Regions from separate parts of the Homo sapiens genome. Here region 1 is linked to region 2. The links are chromatin loops, found by intact Hi-C in ENCODE. Cell type or tissue: PC-9. All regions are shown on one strand. Each heading gives the region's core, and the rest is flanking DNA. Links, peaks and the distances in the headings are about the cores only.

Region 1 (12,510 bases), core at 2,779-10,778, 660 kb before region 2:
CTTAAAATCTTTGATCTGTCTTATAAGTGCACAGATGAAAACACTGACGTTTGCTGCCTTCTCTCTCTGCTTCGGCTACCTAAAAGGGAAGGGCCCCCTGTCCCATGATCACGTGACTTGCTTGACCTTATCAATCACTTGGACGACTCACCCTCCTTACCCTGCTCCCTTGTCTTGTATGCAATAAATATCAGCATGCCCAATCATTTGAGGCCACTACGGGTCTTTGCGTCTTGGCGGTAGTGGTCCCCCGGGCCCAGCTGTTTTCTCTTTATCTCTTTGTCTTGTGTCTTTATTTCTTACTATCTTTCGTCTCCGTACATGGGGAGAATACCTGCTAAGCCCTGTGGGGTTGGACCCTACAGAGATAAGCAACATGTCTCCTATAGCAGACCAAAGAGAGAAAAAGGAAATAGGGAAGGTGAACTAAAAATGGAAACTCCATTCCCACTAGGAAGAGAAGCAGTTCTGGCAGACAACCCTCATGGGAACCACAATAGCTCCGTCGATGAATGGAAAACGAAGCACTTTTAATGTGCATATTAGAGGCCTAAAAAAACCAGAGCCAAACCTCTTAATTACTGTAAACTATCTACGATAGACCAAAAACCAGATGAGAATCCCACAGCCTTTATGGAAAGGCTGAGAGAGACACTAACAAAACACACCTCTTTATCCCCTGATTTAGCTGAGGGACAGCTCATCCTGAAGGACAAGTTTATCACACAGGCATCTCCAGATATTAGAAGGAAACTACAGAAGCAATCTATAGGACCAAATAGCACCCAGGAAAACCTCCTGAATATAGCCACTTTGGTCTTTGATAATAGGGATCAGGAGGAGGCCCAAGAAAAAGAGAGGAAGCACAAGAGAAGGACAGAGGCTCTAGTGGCAGCATTGCAAGCTTGCAAAGTCCAGGATCCCCATGGTGCATCCACTAGCTGTTACTGATGTGGCAAGTCAGGGCATTTTAAGAAGGAATGCCCAAACAGCAAGAAGAAGCCAGCTCAACCCTGTCCAGTCTGTGATGGAGACCACTGGAGATTGAACTGCTCCCAGAGATGGAGGTCACTAGGTTCAGAACCAGTCTCACTGATGGTCCAGCAGGACTGATGAGTCCCAGGGCTCAACCCCCTGCTCCAGCAGCTCAAACTGCCATTACAGCACAGGAGCTCCAGGTGTTTCTGGAAATTGAAGGAAGGTAGATCTCCTTCTGGATACTGGAGGCAGGCTCTCTCTTCTCTCTAATCCAGGTCTCCCCTCTTCCCATAGCACAACTGTAAGGGGTGTCTCAGGAAAAACTCTAATCCGATATTTTTCTTCACCCCTAGCTGCAGATGGAGGGGACCTATTATTTACACATGCCTTTTTACTCATGCTTGAAAGTCCCATTCCTTTATCAGGTAGAGATATTCTAGCTCGCAGGGGGGCCGGCATCCTTACAGCCCCAGGACAAACTCTTTGTCTCCCCCTGGTGGAAGCTAACATTAATCCAGAAGTGTGGGCTACTCCAGAAAGAAGAGGTTGAGCTATAATCTCTAGGCCAGTCCAGATTCATCTTAAGGATCCCACTTATTTTCCTTTCTTTCTTTCTCCTTTTTTTTCTTTCTTTTTGAGATGGAGTCTTGCTTTCTCACCCAGGCTGGACTGCAGTGGGGTGATCTCAGCTCCCCACAACCTCCGCCTCCAGAGTTCAAGTGATTCTCCTGCCTCAGCCTCCTGAGTAGCTGGGATTATAGGCATGTGCCACCACGCCTGGCTAATTTTTGTATTTTTAGTAGAGACGGGGTTTCACCATGTTGGCCAGGCCAGTCTGGAGCTTCTGACCTCAGGTGATCCACCTGTCTTGGCCTCCCGAAGTACTGGGATTACAGGTGTGAGCCACCACGCCTAGTCAGGATCCCATTTTTTTTTCCTAATCAGAGACTATATCCCCTAAATCCAGAGGCTAGGAAAGGGCTAGCAGCCATTATCGATAACCTAAAGATGCAGGGCCTCCTCAAACCCTGTAATAGCCCCTGCAACGCCCCAATATTAGGAGTGCAAAACCTCAATAAGGAATGGAGACTAGTTCAGGACCTCTGCCTCATTAATGAAGCTGTCGTTCCAATCCATCCAATGGTACCTAATCCCTTTACACTGTTAACTCAAATACCTGAGGGAACTAAATGGTTTACAGTCCTAGGTTTAAAGGATGCCTTTTTCTGCATACCGTTACATCCTGACTCTCAATACCTGTTTGCCTTCAAAGATCCCTCCAGCCAGACCACCCAGTTAACATGGACGTTGCTGCCTCAGGGATTTTGAGATAGGCCTCATCTGTTTGGACAGGCACTGTCAAAAGATGTCTCTGAGTGTTCCCATCCTCAAATTAGGGTCTTGCAGTACGTTGATGATACTCTGCTCTGTGCCCCAACTAAGGAAGCTCCTCAGGAAGGCACTGAAGCTCTTCTTAACTTCTTAGCTAACAGAGGATATAAGGATTCAAAACCCAAGGCCCAGCTTTGCAAAACCTCGGTGAAGTACCTGGGTTTAGTGCTGTCCAAGGGAACTGGAGCATTAGGGGAAGAAATGATTCAGCCTATTTCTTCCTCCCTTCTCCCTAAAACCTCAAGCAACTAAGAGGATTTGGGGACATTACAGGATTTTGTAGACTATGGATACCTGGGTATTGTGAAATAGTCCACCTGTTATATAACCTCATAAAAGAAGCTCAGGGAGCTAAAACTCATCTTTATTTTATTTTATTTTTTTAGATGGAGTCTAGCTCTGTCACCAGGCTGTAGTGCAGTGGTGCAACCTCCACCTCCCGGGTTCAAGCAATTCTCCTGCTTCAGCCTCCGAGTAGCTGGGATTACAGGCATGCGCCACCACGCCCAGCTAATTTTTGTATTTTTAGTAGAGACGGGGTTTCACCATGTTGGCCAGGATGGTCTCGATCTCCTGACCCCGTGATCTGCCCACCTCGACCTCCCAAAATGCTGGGATTACAGGCGTGAGCCACCACGCCCGGCCTAAAACTCATCTTTTAATCTGGGAACCTGAAGCTTGAAAGGCCTTTGACCAGCTAAAACGAGCCTTGCTTAAGGCACTAGCTCTCAGCCTTCCTGTAGGGAAGACTTTCCATCTGTACGTATCAGAAAGGAAGGGAATGGCCCTGGGAGTTTTAACGTAAGCTTGACGAGCAGCTCAACAGCCAGTGGGTTACCTAAGTAGGGAACTTGATTTGGTGGCTAAAGGATGGCCAGCATGCCTTTGAGCCATTGCCTCAGTAGCCCTACTGGTCCCAGAAGCCCCCAAATTAACCCTGGGAAATGATTTAACTGTTTACACCCCACATAACATGGCAGGACTACTGTACTCTAGGGGGAGCCTTTGGCTAACAAACAGTCGACTCCTTAACTATCAGGCCCTGCTGTTAGAGGGTTCCAACATCCAATTAAAAACTTGTGCAGTGGCTCACGCCTGTAATCCCAGCACTTTAGGGGGCCGAGGTGGGTGGATCATGAGGTCAGGAGTTCAAGATCAGCCTGGCCAACATAGTGAAACCCCATCTCTACTAAATACATAAAAATTAGCCAGGCATGGTGGTGGTGCATGCCTGTAGTCCCAGCTACTCGGGAGGCTGAGGCAGGAAAATCACTTGAACCCAGGAGGTGGAGGTTGCATTGAGCTGAGATTGTGCCACTGCACTCCAGCCTGGCGACAGAGTGAGACTCCGTCTCAAAAAAAACAAAAACAAAACCAAAAACAAAAAAATTGTTCTCGCCTAAATCCAGCCACTTTCCTCCCCAAGGAAACTAGGGAACCTGAACATGACTGTGAACAAGTCCTGATACAGACCTATGCAGCCAGGGAAGATCTCAGGGAAACCGCTAGAGAACCCACACTGGACCCTCTTCACAGATGGGAGCTCTTTTGTAGAACAAGGAATCCATAAGGCAGGATATGCAGTAGTCACTCTAAATGACGTCATTGAAAGTGTGTCTCTCCGTCCAAGCACTCAATTAGCTGAGCTGATAGCTCTTACTCGAGCACTAGAATTAAGCAAAGGAAAGGTAGCTAACATTTGCACTGACTCCAAGTATGCTTTCTTGGTTCTTCATGCTCATGCTGCCATCTAAGCTTTCTTTTAAATATTTTCAGTATGTCCAAGAGAAAACACCTGCTTCCGTTTATTTAGCGGTAATAACCTATATGGACTTAAAAATTTTTTTTGTACAGATGAGGTTTCACCATGTTGCCCAGGCTGGTCTTCAGACTCCCAAAGTGCTGCGATTACAGGCGTGAGCCACTGCACCCGGCCAACATTTTCTTTTTTAGAAACAGGGTCTCACTCTGTTGCCCAGGCTGGAGTGCAGTGGCATGATCACGGCATACTGCAGCCTCGACCTCGTGGGCTCAAGTGATTCTCCTTCCTTAGCCTCCCAAGTAGCTGGGACTACAGGTATGCACCACCACGCCCAGCTAATTTTTTTTTGTTTTAATTTTTATGTACAGACAGGCATCTTACTATGTTGTCCTGGCTGGTCTCCAATTCCTGGGCTCAAGTGATTCACCCGCCTTGGCCTCCCAAAGTGTTGGGATTACAGACATGAGCCACCACACCTGGGTTATTGTTGGATTTACTGAAGAAAAGGGGCAGGAGAAAAAAGTTAAATTACGACAAATCTCTAGGTCAATTAGAAGCCATATCTCTGGGATATTTTAAAAAATCAGTCTTACCGCTTCCGACTCTAAAAGTTAATGCCATTAGTAACAACAGCAGGAAAAATAAACCTGATAAAAACCAGCCCATTCATTTTAGCAAAAAAGCAGTTTAACTCAAAATACTTAGACCAAAGTATAACACTACGTACCCAAGGTGCCCCACCCACCAGCAAGAAGAGAAGAAATAATTGCTTTAAAAATCAAAATATGCGGCCAGGCGCCGTGGCTCACCCCTGTAGTCTCAGCACTTTGGGAGGCCAAGGCAGGCAGATTACCTGAGGTCGGGAGTTCAAGACTAGCCTGGCCAACATGGTGAAACCCTCTTTCTACTAAAAACACAAAAATTAGCCGGGCGTGGTGGCGCGTGCCTGTAGTCCCAGCTACCTCGGGAGGCTAAGGCAGGAGAATCGCCTAAACTCAGGAGACGGAGCTTGCAATGAGCCGAGATCCGCCACTGCACTCCAGCCTGGGCGACAGAGCAAGACTCTGTCTCCAAAATAATAATAATAATAATAAATATGCTCAGCATTTCTTCCAGAGATAGCAACGGTGCTACTCCTGAGAGTGCTCGGAAGGACTAAAGCTGGAGTGAAGATAATGTCTAGGGATTGGTATCCCACAAAGGCTTTCAAAGCCCAAGGTACCACAAGCACACTAAACTCGTCTATGAATTAGAAAACAAGATATCACTGCTGCTTCTTTCTGTCTTTTGAAATGTACAATATTTTGTAGGCTCTGCCCTTCGATGTGAAAGCAGGACTAAGAAAAAACAACTAAGAGGGCCAGGCTCGGTGGCTCACGCCTGTAATCCCAGCACTTTGGGAGGCCGAGGCAGGCGGATCATGAAGTCAAGAAATCAAGACCATCTGGCCAACATGGTGAAACCCTGTCTCTACTAAGAAAATACCAAAATTAGCCGGACGTGGTGGCAGGCGCCTGTAGTCCCAGCTACTCAGGAGGCTGAAGCAGGAGAATCATTTGAACCCAGAAGGCGGAGGTTGCAGTGAGCTGAGATCTCGCCATTGCATTCCAGCCTGGGCAACAGTGTGAGACTCCGTCTCCAAAAAAAAAAAATAGAGACAGAGTCTTGCTATGTTGCCCAGGCTGGTCTCCAACTCCAAGCTAAGAAATGTGAAATTATTTGACACCTAAATTTTTAGAACCATTTATCTTAACTGTGAAATTAAACAGATCTACCTTCTCCTGCCTTCAGTCAAACCACCTCACAAAAATAAGAGAACTGAAACAATCCAAACATGATCTTTTTTTTTTTTTTTTTTTTTTTTTTTTTTTTGAGATGGAGTCTTGCTCTGTGGCCCAGGCTGGAGTGCAGTGGCACGATCTCGGCTCACTGCAACCTCTGCCTCCCAGGTTCAAGCGATTCCCCTGTCTCAGGCTCCTGAGTAGCTTGGGACTACAGGCACACGCCACCACGCCTGGCTAATTTTTGTATTTTTAGTACAGATGGGGTTTCACCATGTTGGCCAGGCTCGTCTGGAACTCCTGACCTCAAGTGATCCACCCACCTTGGCCTCCCAAAGTGCTGGGATTACAGGAGTGAGTCACTGCGCCTGGCCCAAACATGATCATTTTTAAAGTCCTTGAAAGTATTAAAACTTTGAAAAGAAAAGAAAGAAGGAAAAACAAAAACATGGCAGTGCAGGAAAGCTTTACAAGAAAGAGGGGGTGAAAATCAATGGGCTTGTCTTTTTTTGTCAACAAGCAAGTGCAAGAAGGTTCATTTTGTGACTTGTTCAGTTGTGTTTTGCATATCTCCATTCTGATCGGAAGGGACTTTGAGGTTTTTCTGCAACTCCTGAGCATCTGCAGGCTCCATCCTCTTATCCTTTATCTGTCTTTGTCTCAGTCATCTCAAAGCCAAACTTCTGTAGAAGTCAATTGCTGACTCATTGCTGATCTGGACAAACAGATGTTGTCAAAAGTGCCATCTTGGCTGGGCAGTGGCTTATGCCTGTAATCCCAGCACTTTGGGAGGCTGAAGTAGGCAGATCCCTAGAGTACAGGAGTTCGAAACTAGCCTGGCCAATATGGTGAAACCCCGTCTCTACTAAAAACACAAAAATTAGCCAGGCGCGGTGGCTCCCATCTGTAACCCCAGCACTTTGGGAGGCCAAGGCGGGCGGATGTCCTGAGGTCGGGAGTTCAAGACCTGCCAGGCCAGCATGGTGAAACCCCGTCTCTACTAAAAATACAAAAATTAGCCGGGCGTGGTAGCACATGCCTCTAATCTCAGCTACTCGGGAGGCTGAGGCAGGAGAATCACTTGAACCCGGGAGGTGGACGTTGCAGTGAGCCGAGATCGCGCCACTGTACTCCAGCCTGGGTGACAGAGCGAGACTCCATCTCAAAAAAAAAAAAAAAAAAAAAAAAAAAAAAAAAAAAAAAAAGAAAGAGAGAGAGAGAGAGAAAGAAGGAGAAGAAAAAGGTGCCATCTTCTCCACAGATGTTTGACACGATTTAACATCTGAGTTGCTATTCCTGGCCTTGGGTAAGGTGCCGGACACCCTGGTGTGATGATGTGTCTGCGAATGATCCACCGTCCCGCCCTCGCCCCAGCTTTGCTAGCTCAGCCTCCAGCACGCCCTTGTAGGACGTGTCCCTGCAGCCGACTGAAAAGGTGGCCTGGATGGGTGTCTTCAAGTACGGAGAACTGCGGTGTCGCGCCTCCGGGCCCCATCCGGCTCCCAGCATCTTCTCCCGCTGCGGAGGCCGCATTTCCACTCAGGGCAGCGCCGCCGCGGTGGTTCCGCCCTGTCGGGCTCAGACCGGCCTGGGCGCCTCCGCGGGGAGCTGGGCGGTGGCGGGGGCCGCGGGAGTGGAGCCGGCCCGAGCCTCCAGGGGGCGCTGGCGGCCGCTTCCTCCATCCGCAGGCGGCTCCCGGCCACGCCCGTCGCTGAGCGTGAGGCGATGGCGGCCGAGCTCAGAACACTGGTCCCCGGAATGGAGAGCTGAGGGGACAGATCTAAGGGACATTTATAACTCCGCAGGGACTCCGGGGTGGGAGTCAGTCCGTCTCAGGTGCGTCTCCGGAAGAACTTCGGCGTCCTCAGGGAATCAGTCCCTGCCCCAGTGAGAAAAACCTTGCTGGGTCCTCCCTGATCCCCGCCACTACTTTTTTCTCCTTAGCAAAATCCAGATATTGTTTGAGTATTGGGCAGCCACGTGCTTCAGGGGAAGCTGAGCCCCTTCCCAGTGTGAGAGTTGGGGGTGAGTCTTAGAATAAATCAATCACAGCAATTTTATTATTATTGCCGTTATCATTGGTTTAGGAACGGACAGGTGGCAGAATTCTGGCCCATGAAATATAAGAAGAGGCCCACTGTGGAGCTTCTGAGGCCGGGCACGGTGGCTCACGCCTGTAATCCCAGCACTTTGGGAGGCTGAGGCTGGCGGATCACGAGGTCAGGAGTTCGAAACCAGCCTGGCCAACATGGTGAAACCCCCATCTCTACTAAAGATACAACAAATTAGCCGGGCGTGGTGGCGCGCACCTGTAATCCCAGCTACTCGGGAGGCTGAGGCAGGAGAATCGCTTGAACCCAGAAGGCAGAGGTTGTAGTGAGCCAAGATCGTGCCATTGCACTCCAGCCTGGGTGACAGGGCGAGACTCTGTCTCCATAAATTAATTAATTAATTAATTAATTAAGACATAGTCTTGCTACGTTGCCCAGGCTGGTCTCCAACTCCTGGGCTCAAGTGGTCCTCCCGCCTTGGCCTCCCAAAGTGCTGGGATTACAGGTGTGAGCCAGAAAAGTTTGTTTAAATTGTGCAAAAATATACATAACAAAATTTACCATTTTTATATTTTACTTACTTTTTATTTATTTCAATAGGTTTTTGGGGAACAGGTGGTGTTTGGTTTCATAAGTTCTTCAGTGGTGATTTCTGAGATTTGGTGCAGCCATCACTCGAGCAGTGTACACGGTACCCAACGTGTGGTCTTTTATCCCTCGCCCCCTTCCCACCCTTTCCCCTGAATACCCAAAGTGCATTGTATCTTTTTTTTTTTTTTTTTTTTTGTGAGATGTAGTCTCTCTGTGTCGCCCAGGCTGGAGTGCAATGGCACGATCTCGGCTCACTGCAACCTCTGCCTCCCGGGTTCAAGTGATTCTCCTGCCTTAGCCTCCTGAATAGCTGGGACTACAGGCACATGCCACCAAGCCCAGCTAATTTTTGTATTTCTAGTAGAGACGGGGTTTCACCATGTTGGGCAGGATGGTCTCGATCTCTTGACCTCATGATTCGCCTGCCTCGGCCTCCCAAAGTGCTGGGATTACAGGCTTGAGCCACCGCACCCGGTCCACTCCGTGGCTTTCTTTTCATCATCTTGATGGTGTGTTTTCATGAACTAATGTTCTTAATTTTCAAGTAGTCCAATTTATCATGTTTTCATTTTGATGTCTTATATATGAAATTTTTCCTACCCCAAGGTCATGAAAATATTTTTTTCCTTTTAGAAGCTTCACCACTTTACCTATTACATTTATATCTGTAATATGCCTAAAATTTAGACCTTTGGATTAATGTGAAGAAGGTCAAGATTCTTTTCTTCTCCATATGGATATACAACTGACTCAATCCCATTTATTATAAAGAGTTTCCTCACTGCTCTGCAGTGGACTTTTGTCATTAATCAAGTTTGCATACATGCAAGCATCTATTTCTATCCTCTATTCTGTTCCATTGGTCTGCTTATTTATTCTTGTGCCCAAATCACACTCAACCTTAATTATTTTGGCTTCATTAAAAAGTCTTAATAACATACAGTGTGAGTCCTCCAGCTATGCTCTTCAAGATTATCTGGGGTATTCTGGGCCATTTGCATTTTCATATAAAATTTTCAATAAGCTTGCTAATTTTTAGAACGCTATGAGCTGGGATATTGAGTAGAATTACATTGACATCTTCATAATATTTAGCCTTCTAATTCATGAATATGATACGTATCTTTATTTAGATTCTCTTTAATTTTCCTCGGTCGTGTTTTGTAGTTTCCTTTGTAGAGTTTTTGCATGTTTTCCATTAGATTTATTACTAGGTATTTGATGTTTCTTGATGCTGTTGTAAGTAGTGTTTAATGTTTTTCTTATTGCTGTTATAAATACGACCAATTTTTCTATATTTACCTTTTTATTCAGCAACCTTACTAAACCCATTTTTCACTTAGTCGTTCATCTGTAGATGCCCGCCCGCCCGCCTGCCTGCCTGCCCGCCCACCCGCCCGCCTGCCCGCCCGCCTGCCCGCCTGCCCGCCTGCCCGCCTTTCTTTTCTTTCGTCTTGCTCTGTCACCCAGGCTGGAGTGCAGTGGCGTGATCTCAGCTCACTGCAACCTCCACCTCCTGGGTTCAAGTGGCTCTCCTGCCTCAGCCTCCTGAGTAGCTGGTACTACCGGCACATGCCACCACACCTGACTAATTTTTGTATTTTTAGTAGAGACAGGGTTGCACCATGTTGGCCAGGCTTGTCTCAAACTCCTGACCTCAGGTGATCCACCCACCTTTTCCTCCCAAAGTGCTGGAATTACAGGCGTGAGTCACCGCATCCGTCCTTGTTCTGCAAACACAATCATGTTGTCTGTGAATGACAGTTTTAGTTCTTCCTTTCCAATTCTTATGTCTTTCATTTCTTTTTCTTGTCTTGTTGTAATGTCTACACCTTCAACAGAATGTTGAATAGAATTAATCAAGGGAATTTCATTCTATTCTCAAACTCCTGACCTCAGGCCATCTGCCTGCCTCAGCCTCCCAAAGTGCTGGGATTATAGGCTTCATTCTATTCTCTTGTTACCAACATCATGAAGAAAGTTTCAGTGTTTTACCATGTTTCTAAATTATTCATGTCTCAAAGAAGAAAATACAATGAAAATTTTAAATGTTTCATTGAAAAACAATGAAAATGTGACATAAGACAATAAGGAGGTAGCTAAAACTGTACTTTGAAGAAATTTTGTCTCAAATGCAAAATAAAAGCTGGACATATCCGTGAGATAAGTGTTCATCTCAAGGTGTTAGAAAAAGAGCAAATTAAACCTAAAGTTATTAGAATGAAGGAAATAATAAAGATTAGAGCAGGAATTCATGAAATAGAAAGAAATAAATAATAGAAAGGATTATCAAAGGCAAATATTAGTTCTTTGACCCTTGTGCACTATTGATGGGAATGTAAATTATTACGGCCATTATGAAAAACAGTATGGAGGTTTCTGAAAAAATTAAAAATAGGACTACCATATGATCCAGCAATGATATATACTAGGTGCATATCTGGAGGAAATGAACTCAGTGTGTTGAAGGGACACCTACACTCCCACATTAATTGCAGCGTTATTCATAATAGCCAAGATATGGAATCAACTTAAGGAGCCATCAACAATGTGGTATGCTAGGCATGGTGGCTCATGCCTATAATCCCAGCATTTTGGAAGGCTGAGGCAAGAGGATCACTTGTGCCCAGGAGTTTGAAACCAGGCTAGGCAACATAGTGAGACCTCATCTCTACAAAACAAAAAAAAAATTAATTTGAAAAACAATATGCTGAAAAAATGTGCTACATGCTCATCATGGATGACATTAAAAATAAGTAAATAAGCAATATGGTGTATATACACAATGGAATACTATTCAGCCTTTAAAAAGAAGGAAATTCTGTCATTTGCAACAAGATGTAAGATCCTGGACGACATTATGCTATGAGAAATAAGTCAGGCATAGGAAGACAAGTACTGCATGATCTCACTTATATGAGGAATTGAAAAAAGTGAAACTTCTAGAAGCAGGGACAGAGAGTAGAATGTTGGTTGCCAGGGTTGGTTAGGAGGCTGGGGAGATGGGAGATGTTGGCCAAAGGGTACAAACTTTCAATATAACGTGAATAAGTTCTGGAGATCTAATACACAGCACAGTGATTATAGTTAATAATACTGTATTGTATACTTGAAATTTGCTAAGAGAATAGTTCTTAAGTGTGTTCATTATTGGGGGAACCAGCCCCCAATATTTCAACGTAGGTTCTTTTCTATTTTCCCTAAGTGTCAGCTGGTCTGAGAAAAAAAGAGAAAGAGTACAAGAGAGAGAAATTTTACAGCTGGGCCTCCGGGGGTGACATCACGTGTCGGCAGGTTCTGTGATACCCACCTGAGCCGCAAAACCAGCAGGTTTTTATTAGGAATTTCAAAAGGGGAGGGGGTATGAATAGGGAGTGGGTCACAGAGATCACACGCTTCATTCAAATGGCAATAAAAGATCACAAGGGCATAAGGGCAGAGCAAGCTCACAAGGCCAGGGCGAAATTAGAATTACTGATGAGGTTTCACGTCCCACTGTGCACGCGTTGTCATTGATAAATATCTTAACAGGAAACAGGGTTCAAGAGCAGAGAACTGGTCTGACTACAATTCGCCAGGCTGGAATTTCCTAATCCTAGCAAGCCTGGGGGCGCCGCAGGAGAGCAGGGCGTTATTTCATCCCTTATCTTCAACCGCATGAGGCAGACAGCCCCAGAGCGGCCGTCCATGCCCCCCACCGGGAATGCGTTCCCTTCCCAGGGTGATTCCTTGCTGGGAAAAGAATGCAGCCATATTTCTCCTACTCGTTTTCTGCAATAAGAAAGATATGACGCTGTTCTGCCCGGCCCCGCAGGCAGTCAGACCTTATGGTTATCTCCCTTGTTCCCTGAACATCGCTGTTATCCTGTTCTTTTTCAGGGTGCCCAGATTTCATATTGTTCAAACACACGTTTTACAAACAATTTGTGCAGTTAACGCAATCATCACAGGGTCC
Region 2 (12,510 bases), core at 2,200-10,199:
ATATTTTGGAAGGCCAGGAGATAACATTTGAGGTGAATGGAATAAAAATTAATTAATTCTATAAGCATTTATTAACACCAACTACATGCCAAACCCTAACTGAGAAGCTAGGTGTCTTGCAAAAGTTTATAACCACTCAGTTTCCTTATCATTCAAAAAACATTAATGACTTCCTCCTGAGTTCCAGTATCATAGTAGAAAATGGCACATAATCTTAGTTATGAACATGAATACCTCCAGCAGACAAGCAATTTAAATGAATCTGTAAAATAAGTACAGGTTCTTTTTATGTATTGTGTATATTTGGGGGGATATTAAATCAGATACTTTTCATACTGTATTTGGGGGGGATACTAAACCAGATAGTTTTCATACTAATAGAACTTGATTTATAACAACTCTCCAATCTGCAAAAAGTATCATGTGGCTTAGTCATATGGAATTAGATTCAAAGTTAATCTTTCTGTCAAATCTTAGAGTATTTTTGACATCAGTGAAATAAGAGACCTCTGTTATTTACCAATCGCAGTACAAAACACTATGACCTTATTATATTCATAGGTATATATTATATGCTCTAAGTATGAAATTTCAATCTACGTTGTTTCTAACAATAAATCCCTTAGTGCTGCAAAAGAAAGCTGCCAGCCATGAGTCAGTAAGTGCAATTTAAAAAAGTATTCTAGTATCAAGTAAGATCCAATTATATCTCAAGTTATTTTTCAGTCCCATTATATTTTAACTTGTCAAATCAACTCCAGTAAGTTATAAAAAAATTAAGATATATAAACTATCCAATGTATCAGTTACAAAAATGTATAAAATGAAAAACAAAATGTTGGTACTCCAGTGCAAGAAAAACAGAAGCTAAAACCTCTACCCTAATACTCCTATTTCTAGAAATAAAATAGAAAGGTAATGAAAAAGACAAGATGAGAATCAGGAAAGAGGTCTGAAAGAAATAAAAACTATTAATAACTCATATACTAGCATACAGGAATGCTCTGAACCAAACTGGGTGGGGGCTGTCATGTAAAATGGCTTTGCAGAGCTGACTGCGAACAGGGGTCATGACTCTCTTCTGGCGCAATCACAGCAACGTTCTGCTCCTACTCCCAAGCGGCTATAACGTAACTCTGTGGTTTCAACACTTTATACATGAACTACTTTTCCTGTCTTTTCATTTGCCTGCTTTTAATAAACCGAGTGACAGATATATCAATGCTAGTGTTATCTGTGCATACATATATAGAAGGGTGTGCATTTACATAAACCATATATATATATAAAAAGTTCTAAAGATATCTGTCTTGTTGACAATGGAAAATATCATCTAGTATTAATCTACAATGAATAACATTGTCAACCTTTAGTCTTTGCATCCTTTCGTGATATATGTAATTGCAGTCAAAATAAGGTTAGTAAAATTCTTGGGGCAGTATTCAATTTAAGAGTTAAATCAATCGTTGCCCATTCAATAAGTTTTGATTGTAACTTAACCTCAATGCCTACATAATGACTCCCCCTTCCTAGGTAATTCCATTTCTCCCAAATATTTGAGAAAAGTAAGTAGAATTTCTTACTTAAGAAAGCTGATGTTATTTTAAATCAACACCATTAAAAGACAATTCTAGTAACCAAAAACAGTAAAGAAATTTATAAAAAACATATAAAGAAATATAGAACTGTTGACAGTTATAGTTTATATTTATTGAGCTGCTTCTATTATTTTCTTTAAAAGACAGCTTTAAGGGAATTTATTTTAAAAGGTCCTAAGGAATGTGTATGTATGTATTTTCCTAATTTAAATATCACTGATGTCAGAGGACAAATGCATTCTCAACTTGTTTTTAGACCATTTCTCGTCCTTTTATTTTTACTAAAGTTGAACTGACTGCTTAAAAATATTTAGAAATATGAATATTTCCTCAAACCACCCTTGTAGCAAACAATAGGTATTTCAAACAATTATTAATTTTTCTTTATTTTTCCTCCCATAGACAATAGCTCATTTCCTCAAAAAGTGGTGTTATGTGATTTTTTTTAATTTTGAGAGACTTTTAGTATTTGCTCATCTCTTTAAATTGTGATTTGACTATGTGAAAAAATATTCCATGACTGTGTAATTGCACAAGTTCACTTAATTTCAAATTAAGCTAGATAAATAATATTTACAAAAAACGATTCATTAAATCCCTTGAATAAGCCATAATATAGCTAAGATGTCAGTATATATAATACTAGCCAATTATATTAAATTGAATCTATTTTCAAAACACTGAAAAATGAAAATATTTCAAAGTATCTTCTGTTTCTTTACTGTAACAGTCTCCCTAAGGTTATCTAATAACATACAAAAACTAAACAAATCAGCATTTTCTTTGGTCAGACATCATACTCTACAGCATTTAGCACAGTCTAAAAAGGAGATGAGCATTATTAATTCATATTTTATGTATCAATGGGCTTATATTTTTAGAAAAGTCATTCAATTGAATCTGAGGCTATTTTGTTTGGTATTACATAAGAGCATAAGGAAAAATATTTCTTGTTCCCCCTTTTGTGCTAAAGACCTACACGGATGGACAGAAAACATACATTTCTACACATCCAAGGTTTCAAGGCTATTCTTTAAATAAAAAATCTATATTAAGACATTTTTACAGAGCAAACGTAAACAGAAATAGATTGAAAATAATTTCAACAAGTGGTATGTTACCTGGGTGGAGCTGGTGGCTACCGAGATGCAGTCAATAAAGCTGTGTCTTCGAGTGAAAAATGCAACTATCTGCTGCCAGCGTGAAGGTTCTGGCTCAGCTTGCAGTTCATCTGACGAGCCCTTTTTTGCCCAGTGTTTCTGCTTTGGGCCTGCTGAGCCATGGCTAGAGCTAGTATTGCCTCCTCGACTGCCGCGAGAGTATAGAAGTGTGTTGTTTCCGAAAATGTAATTCATCTCTGCAGCCCTGCAGGTGGTTGCCAAGCAGGCTTACTTCTCTACCAGCTGCTGAGTGGTGAATGATCGGTAAAAACTGCAGCTACAATTACAGCAGCATCACTTGTAGATCAGTGAAAATAAAAACCTTGAGAAATGATGCTCATTTTCTCAGTGATTTCTTCCTATGAAAGAGCTCGTATCTTCCCTCTGTACCTGTTAGCTGTATGATGGCTGAGTTTATTTTTGCAGACAAAAAAGACGACATAAGGTGGATTTCTTTCTCATGATTATTTTTTCACCAGCGTCTGCAGGAACCAAAAGCTGTTCTTTTGTTAGCTGATAACTAGATGGATTGAAATCCAGGAAGTGAGGTCGATTAGCAGGTAAAGAAGGATGCTATAAACACTGGACTACCAAGACCCTGTGGGGCTGCCTGATTTAATGCACTGCGTGGAAAAACCCTGGATTACCAAGTTTCAACCACAGTCTGTAGTAAAATCCAATGGCACCTTCACTGCTTATATAAATTATAAATATGAACTGAATTAAAACATATAAGAGGATTCTCTCTGCAAATAGTTCTGACTGTTAAAATGATTTCACTAAAAGAATCTTTGTCATTCATATCCAAATTTCTACACCAGGCAGATCTTACACATTATCTGGCACTGGCTCTAAGTTGTTCAAAGGTGCTGCCTACATTAAACTCTGACTATCTAACGATAGCGCTTCATTACAAATGGATTTTCCTTTATCATTTTATGTAATGTATTGGTTTTTAATGATTAACAACTGGGTCTCAAGGTAGATTAATTACTAAAACAAGTATTTTGCTTCTGGAACCTTTATGATAAAAAAGAACTTTCAAGAAATTATCAGCATCATCTCTCTAGTATTTTATAAACATTCATATTACAAGGTCATAAATTTCTAAAAATGAGAAAGAATTAACGCTGGTAAATTTTTCGTTTTATAATCAGTGAAATGTGTTTTATCCAACTCTACATAAATACCACTCTGGTTCACCAAATACTATCACCTGATTGCTAAAGGAACATATTCTAACATCTAATATTTAGGTTAACATAATAGTTCGCCTGAGAATTGCCTGGGGCGCTAGTTATATATGCAGATTGGTGTATCCTCTCCCCATCAAAATGTTTACGGGCAGGGGGAACCTGGGAATTTTTATGTTTAAAATGCTTCCCAAGTGACTCTTAAGTACCTTCAAGTTTGAGAACCACAAACTCCCAAGCAAGCCCTCTTAACACTGTGCTATATTAGTAATTACAACAATGGTCATTTTAAAACAATATGTGAACAAAAACGCTACTTGATAATTTACTATTGGTTGAATAATCTAATTTTTAAGCTGATAAGAGCATATCGTAAGTCCCAACCTCAGCCATGGATATTTTTTCGGATGTGGACTGACAGAATCTTCCTTGTCTACGTGCTTACCAGCACCAACTGGATGCAGCCTTTTGTCAAACTACAATGTTGAGGTCCACTGCAAATCTTGACTCCGCAAGAAAACATGCTAATGCTGTCTCTATGATGCGTCTGCTGAGAAGTGAACATGTGCTCAGTAAGGGTGAGAGCCATGTGGGACTCTTGAGGGCAAGATATTTTGTGACAGAGATTATACCAGAAAGTTTGGTGCTTCTTCCCAAGGACTGTGCCGGCAGTAGCTGACAATTTATGGCCCCAGAGTGATCCTATCTAATTCGGAGTAGAGAATGTAAGAAAATACTAAGGGCGGACAGGTAACTAAGAATCCTCTTGTGAAGGAAAAAATGAAACCTCCCAGAAAAAAATTCAAGTTTTGTTATGGACCAGGTACCTAGTAAAGACCTGATTAGTGTGGTTTATATAAATGCTACGGTAATTGGTCTGGCCCTAAAATATGTGCCTTGATCCATGTCTGATGAAAACTTCAAGGGGAGGAGAAAACTGATATGGGTTCTGTTATTCTGAATTAGTATGGATGAAGATACTGAATACAACTGTTGAATGCAAATCTCCTACCTCAAACTGTAAACAGTACCAAAAGACATACAATAGTAGGCTCTTAGTGAGCATCTATTTATCCTACAGAGCCAGAGAACTTAGGGGTCAATGGTAGGCTCTTAGTGTGCATCTATTTACCCTACAGAGCCAAAGAACTTAGGGTACAATCTAAAGTTGACAGATCACTGCCTCCCATATTTCCCCAATGTACAGGGAAGAAATACTTCTTGATGCAAATTTCCTATCCAAATCCATTCACATCAAGAAAACAACTTCAAGTTTTGGGAAAGACTTCTTTATGAAAATGTCCTGTTACATGACCTACAAAAATCTAGGAACACCTCATCCATTGGCCAGTAGTCAGTATATGCACACAAAAAATCTATACCTAAATCACAAGAGGGGTTTCACATGAGATTAGACTGGGAGGTGGAAGGCGGAAGGCAACCAACTGTTCTTTGCTTTAGAATATCCTCTCTCATTACACAGCAGAGATGAAAGATAAAAACTCCATTAAAACCAAATTTAAGTTCATTAAAGAAAAACCTGGAAAACCTATTTAAAATAATGGATGAAAAGATGGTATGCAATCTAAACCACCAAAAGGAATCACTATTAACATCTTAATATGATATACAAAGAATATTCTTTTTTCCGTAATGTGTTTTCTTTTTCAGAGTGATAATATAATCTATAGAATTCTAGCCTAAACAATAGAGAAAGCTTAAGTTAGTAAACTAAATACGATTAGTTCAGTGGATTACTATGTAATTCAAAACATGATTATGAAAAATTTATGACTATGAGGAATATTTACAATATTAAATGGTAATAAAAAGTTAAAAATTTATACTGGATAGGCTCTCAATTATTTGTGTACGTTTCTAAAGTCACAAACCCAGCAGTCTTTAGGTACAGAAACAAAGGCAAATACTAAATAATCTTTTATTTGTTTGTTTTTGAGACGGAGTCTCACTACGTTGCCCAGGCTGGTCTTGAACTCCTTGGCTCAATCCATGCTCCTGCCTCAGCCACCCACGTAGCTGAGGTTACCACCATGCCCAGTTTACTAAATAATCTTAGTGAAAAATGTAAAAAGGTAAAGGACAAGAGGAAAAGCAATACTGAAACTCTAAAGTACAAAAAAAACCCACCAAAAACCCAAAGTAACTACAAAGCTAATGTAACGTAAATGCAATATAACAGGCATTTTTATTACTCTTTTCTAATGTGGGCTATTAAATTTCAAAACATACAACTGTATTGAGATAAGACAAGACTGAGAAGAGTGACAAGAACACAGATTTGCTATTTATCTAGAAAACCCTCAATGTCACACATACAAAATCCCTTCTGTATGAGCACCATCTAGTGGTCAGTGCATGCAAACTATATGCTCACCTTAGTATACCAGGTCCATGATAAAATTCAATCATGTTTCTATATGTTCCAGAGATGTAAAGATAAAGTTGATTTCAAAAACTGCTCATTATATACTAGAAACAGGAAAACTTCTATTCCTCTAGCATTTGGTTCAAAAGGCTTATATTTGCTTGTGTCCATTTTTCTGCCACTCCCATTTCTTACAATTTTTTAAAAACTACTAAGAGCTGCTAGTGATTTCATTATATTCTCAATACTACTGGATGAAATAAAATGCTAGGAAATATACTTATTTAGCACAATTATCTGCTCATTGACCCTGTTTTTTCTGTTTGATTTCAAGTCCCTCTTAGTAATGTTTACTTTGTATACAATAGTTTGAGCATAATTTTCCTTGCCATTGAAGACAAAAACCAAATATAAATTACTTGTTTCTTCAATGATCACTGCATCCTCCCATACACTCAATAATACTCCTACTGTCCTCCCTGTTGCTTCATGTACATTTCAAACTTTTTGGGAAAAGGCTGAGGTTTTTATTTGTTCGATTTACTGTTCTAACAATTTTTCCTAATTCTCAGCTCATTTTCAGTTTTAGAACCTTGACACTACTCTTACATAACCCCAAAATTTACCCACTGTGTCCTTCTCTTCGACATTAAGATTTTTAAAAAACTATTATATCCCCTATTTCTTTCTTGATATTCTTCCCAACACTGGCAAGAAAGTATCCCTTTCAGAGTCTTAAATTATAAAATCATAATTATCTTTATGCCAAGCCCTGAATAAAGTAACCCAATCACTATCTTACTTTACTCATTATTCCAGTAAGGAGAGCCACCACCATCCACTACCACCACCACCACCACCACAATAATCTAATAGATTAATTCACGGCATGTTTCATGGTGGCAAACCTTTCATAAGAACATTCATCATACAGGTCTTTTAGATTTTGCCCTCATTTCCTAACATGCACCCTAAGTATCAGCAATAATAACATAAACCTTCCTGCATTTCTACAGTTTCTTGTGATTGTCACCCTTCCACTGTATTTATTTACCCCAGTAACGGCCTCCTCCTCTGACTTGGCATCTTACACATCCTTCAACACTTTATGCAAATGTCAACTTGCTTTTTTCAGAAAACTCCAAGAATTTAATTTCTCCCTCTTTCATGTCACATCATACTGTGTTAACTATCTTTCCGTAAAAAAATACTAATCACTGATGTCTAACACAGTTACTAGCACAGATGTTTAATAACTGTTTGCTAAATGCATGTATTGCTTGACACAACTAATATCCTAGCAGTTGATTTTTAAAGCATCTATTAAATTTTATTTTTACCATTAGCTTTTATTAGAATTGTGAAGACTAAAGCTGTGCCTAATTTACAATCTACTCAGCAAACCACTGTTAATTCTAAGATACTTTTTCAAATTATAAAATAATAATTCATATACTGACTTCTACATGCAGCGTAACAGCTGTTCACTCCAAACCACAATACTATAAAAGAGGAAAAGCTCTCTATATTAGCTTTTATTTTAAAAAAGAGACTACTAGTCTAATACTTGACACTGTATTTTAAATAAATTGTTGAGCTTCTTATAACATTCTGGTTTTTTAAAAATTAAGATGAAAAAGCATTAAAGCTTGCCTTCTTATGTCAAAATAAGGGTTGTTTTCCTTCAATTCCGGTTTTCTAACAAAAAGTTAAAGGAACCCTACCTACTCTGCTATAATGCTCACCTGCTCCAAATCTATTACACCCCTCAAATAATTATTTTACGTGGCATCTGCCACAGTAACCTAGGAATGAAAGAGGGGAAGCAGGTAGAAATTCCCCAAACGAAACAGTCTTAATCATTCTTAAATTACAATTCTATCAGAATACAATCTGTCAGAAAGTTTCAAGAACTTGAGAAACGTTCATATTCTTCTGACTCAGTAATCTGACTTCTGGTAATCCATCCAAAGGAAAGAAACTAAATACTTTTCATGTCCAAAGATTACTCATTGCAGGTTTCTTTACAAAACCTAATAAAAATAGAGATAACAGATATCTGAGAGCTGACATGGTCATCAAATTATGGTGCAAATATATCAGGCAATATTATGTATCAAGTTTAAAGTTTTTAAAGTTTAAATTTTTAAAAACTTGATACATCATATTACACAGGAAATATACAAGAAAATATGTTTAACAAGTTTACAATAGGAAAAAACATTAACATATTAAAGTGTGATTTAGAAACAAATGATAGAGAATACACACAATTTTTTTCTGCTGGGATTGAAAATCCTTATCTACTCAGTTTGCAAATATGAATCAGACAGCCAGCAAACCAAAGTGAGGGAAAGGGGACTAGTGAGGGAAAGGGGACTAGTGGTTTCACTTAAGAACCCCAGAGGATGGTTTATAATTGTTTCAGAGACTGATCCTGTTAATACCTAACAAAAGAGAACAAGATGAACAAGGCAGAGCAAGAGAATGGCCCACAAAGATGGCCAGGTTTTCAGACGCTTCTCATAGAACCAGCTGAATGATTATCATAATATCCTAAGACTCAGGAAAGCATGCTGGTACTTTCTTGATCTTAACAAAACGTGTCAGGAAAGGTTTACATATGACTACACAAAGATCGCCACTCAGATAAGGCCATGACAAAATGCCAGCAACTGCAAGATTTCCACCAATTTCAGAAATGGTAAATGTGGAAAAGGTAAGTCTTAGAACTGATGATAAAGGACACTTTAATTAATAACATACTCCTTTAAGCCTCTATAAAATATTTCTTTAAAAAGCTGTGAGGGACATAATCCTTTATCATTGTCAGAATAAACAAAAAGCAAGTATATGTAAAGAAAAAGCAATTTAAAGCAGATACCAAAAAACTGACTTCTCATCTCTTATGGTCAGAAAATTAAGGAAGAAATGAATCAGATTAAGAAAGCAGTGAAAATCTTAAAGTATGAATGCTTTCTCTCTCAATACTATCAATTTAAGTCTCTCACTCTAGAAGGAGGATTCGACAAATGATGTCAGAAGTTTACTTGTAAATATTAATAGCTCAACACAGATAGCACAGTAGTGCAGGAAAATACCTCAAGCTTTGCATTCACGGGGGACTAGTTCCAGGACTAGTCCCCCGTGAATCCTCGCATACTGTACCCAAATCCTCACATACTGAAGTCCTGAAGTCAGCTATGCACTTACAGGAAGTCAGCCCTCTGTATACTTGGGTTTTGCATCCTACAAATACTTTTATGTTTGATTGCATTTGTTTGAAATCTGCATTTGTTTCATCCGCATATAAGTGGAGCAGTGCAGTTCCAACTCGTGTTGTTCAAGGGTCAACTATAGTAGCCGTAATAGTGGTGGCACAATGCTTCGCAACTGTGCCCGCACATTAGAAACACCTGGAGAACTTGTAAACCTCCCAAAGGCCAGTCTGCGTTCCAATTCACATCCCAAGATTGATCACCTTGCATTTAATTACAAGAATCATATACGGAGATGGCTGCTAAAAGGGTTTTGTCGGCCGGGCGCGGTGGCTCCCGCCTGTAATCCCAGCACTGTGGGAGGCCGAGGCGGGCGGATCACGAGGTCAGGAGATCGAGACCATCCTGGCTAACACGGTGAAACCCCGTCTCTACTAAAAATACAAAATATTAGCCAGGCGTGGTGGCGGGCGCCTGTAGTCCCAGCTACTCGGGAGGCTGGGGCAGGAGAATGGCGTGAACCCGGGAGGCGGAGCTTGCAGTGAGCCGAGATCGCGCCACTGCACTCCAGCCTGGGCGACAGAGCGAGACTTCAACTCAAACAAAACAAAACAAAACAACAACAGAAAGGGGGGTTTTGTCATATTAATCTTTGATTTACACAAAAAGTCTTCCCAATTATAATGAAGTAGGTTTTCACTGATGAAGGTAGTGGCTTATTAATCAGCAAAATGGGATTTCACTGGTGAAATCCATAGCATCCCAGTTATGTGAATTTTTTGAATTAATTTAGAGACATAATACACCCTTGCATAAGGGAAACGGAAGACTCTGGAGAGGCCTAAACCCTTAGGGATAACACCTTAGGTTTAATCCCTAAGACATCTGGAGACTCTGGGTAAACAAAATCTTGTGTCTGGAACATTGTTTTATCTGCTTAGAATGAGCATTTTAGGCAACAACGGAAAGCTGAGGTTTCATGAGATTTAAAGAATAGGCTACATAAAATATGCATGCTGGCTCACTGTTTAAATGTCTGCTTGTGTCATAATCTGCAAACACACCAAAATAACTACTAAAATACCTACCAAAAGACCAGAGTTGGCCATGTGCAAATTGGCTTTGGTTGGTTTGTAACAATAAGGATGACCGGAAATTCAAAACATCAGAAATAAAAAAATTATACATATCCTGGGAGTGTTTTTGGACAAAAATAATAAATAAATTAGATTAACTCAATCAAGATAAAAGCAGGCTGACAAGAACAGCACATTCAACAAGCAGTGTTAGGGCTTTACCCGTGCTGAGGTTCTTATGTTGTCTGGAGTAAGAGTGAATGGCATTTATTTACTTTAGACTTTTAAAAGTTAAACATATATTAAAATTTCTACAATAACCACTAAAGGAAGAGAAACAATTTTTAACTTCCAAGCTAGTAATAAGGGAAAGTGAGATGAGAAAATACAATCCAAAAGAAGATATGAGCCAGGTGCAGTGGCTCACACCTGTAATCTCAGCACTTTGGGAGGTCAAGGGAAGAGGATTACTTGAGGCCAGGAGTTCAAAACAAGCCTGGGCAACAGAGCAAGACCCTGTCTCTACCAAACAAAAAAAATAGCCAAGCATGATGGCATGTGCCTGTAGACCCAGCTACTTGGGAGGCAGAGCTGGGAGGATCACTTGAGCCTAGGAGTTTGGGGCTGCAGTAAGCTATGACTGCCAATGCACTCCAGCCTGGGCAACAGAGCAAGACCCTGTCTCAGAAAAACAAAAACAAAAAAGACAAAATGGAAGGAATAGTCTCTAATGTTTAAGAATTAAACACGCTTCTAAGTAACTCACGAGGCTAACAAAAAACAAATCACATCAGACATTAAAAAAATACAATAAGAAAACATTACATATTCAAACTTGTGGGATACATTTAAAAATGCTGTTTCAAGAAACATTTATAAAAGAATACTACTAGAAAAGAAGGCTGGTAATTAGTGCAATAAGCAAGTGACTTGAGAAACTAGAAAAACAAGAAAACAGAATAAACTCAAAGAAACCAAAAAAGAAAAAAATAATAATGATAAAAAGAGAAAGGAAGAAAAGATAGAAGAACTGTTTCTGCCACTAACTGGTAAACAGCCAAAAAATCAGATTTTTTGGCTGTTTACTCTCCTTAACTCTCTTTTAGTTCCCCAAGGGAGGATCAGATTACTTATACTGAACACTATCTTTAATTGATATTCAGCTATCCTACATGTAACTTATATTTACATATACACATATGAATGTACATACATAAACATGTCTTTATGTATGTGTATGTGTGTATAAGAACAGAGGGGTAAGGGTGGTGGCAAACAGGGCAGGGACTCAAGATAATTGTTTTTTTAAGACGGTTCTTTGAAAAGACCATCTTTGAAATTGACACTTTTGGCAAGAATGGTGACGGAAAACAAAGAGTCTGAAATAAGTGATATTATGAATAAAAAAGGGACCATGCCTACATATGCTATAGATATTAAAAGGTATTAGCAGGATATCATAAATAATAATTTGAAAATATATCTGAAATGTTAAAAATTACTAGAAAAAAATAGCCTAGCAAAATTAACTGATAGAAAATCTGAATCGTACTATAACCATTAAAAATTTTAACCAGTAGTATGATATCACTCCTCAAAGAGAATTACAAAATCCAGGTAAATTTTACTAGTAAGAAATGATCCTTAATGAAAATACACACAACCAACAAAGGATTAATATTCAGAATATAAAAGAAATACAAATCAATAAAAAGAACGACCCAATACAAAAATGAGCAAAAATCTTAAATGGGCACGTAACAGATAAGGAAACCTAAAGGACCAATAAATATATCATACCTCCCTAGTAAAATTCCCATTAAAATCACACTCAGATACCATTTTGAAACCAAAACAATGCCAAAAATAAGAATACCGA

What was found. Hi-C counts contacts between places; a loop is a spot of excess contacts. Peaks named below come from ENCODE experiments on the same cell type or tissue, not always from the same donor. Only the 100,000 strongest peaks of a DNase experiment are listed, where the experiment ranks them.
Region 1: it touches region 2 in a loop (3-fold over the local background); 4 of 110 quality-filtered maps call a loop at or near these places.

Annotation. Positions count from the first base shown.
Region 1 is chr3:196,521,369-196,533,878 of GRCh38, forward strand. It overlaps the pseudogene NAA50P2. Among named protein-coding and RNA genes, the nearest start is that of SMCO1, 12 kb to the left of the region's middle. RefSeq lists enhancers at 6,550-6,619, 11,765-12,378 and a silencer at 7,390-7,689. In PC-9, for the core only: CTCF peaks have their summits at 3,362 (motif pointing right) and 7,592 (motif pointing right); a DNase peak (open chromatin) is centred at 7,553; H3K4me3 peaks cover 939 bases.
Region 2 is chr3:197,180,856-197,193,365 of GRCh38, forward strand. The region is part of intron 5 of DLG1 (discs large MAGUK scaffold protein 1); the gene reads right to left. Among named protein-coding and RNA genes, the nearest start is that of MIR4797, 110 kb to the right of the region's middle. In PC-9, for the core only: CTCF peaks have their summits at 6,318 (motif pointing left) and 6,517; a DNase peak (open chromatin) is centred at 6,306; H3K27ac peaks cover 1,604 bases.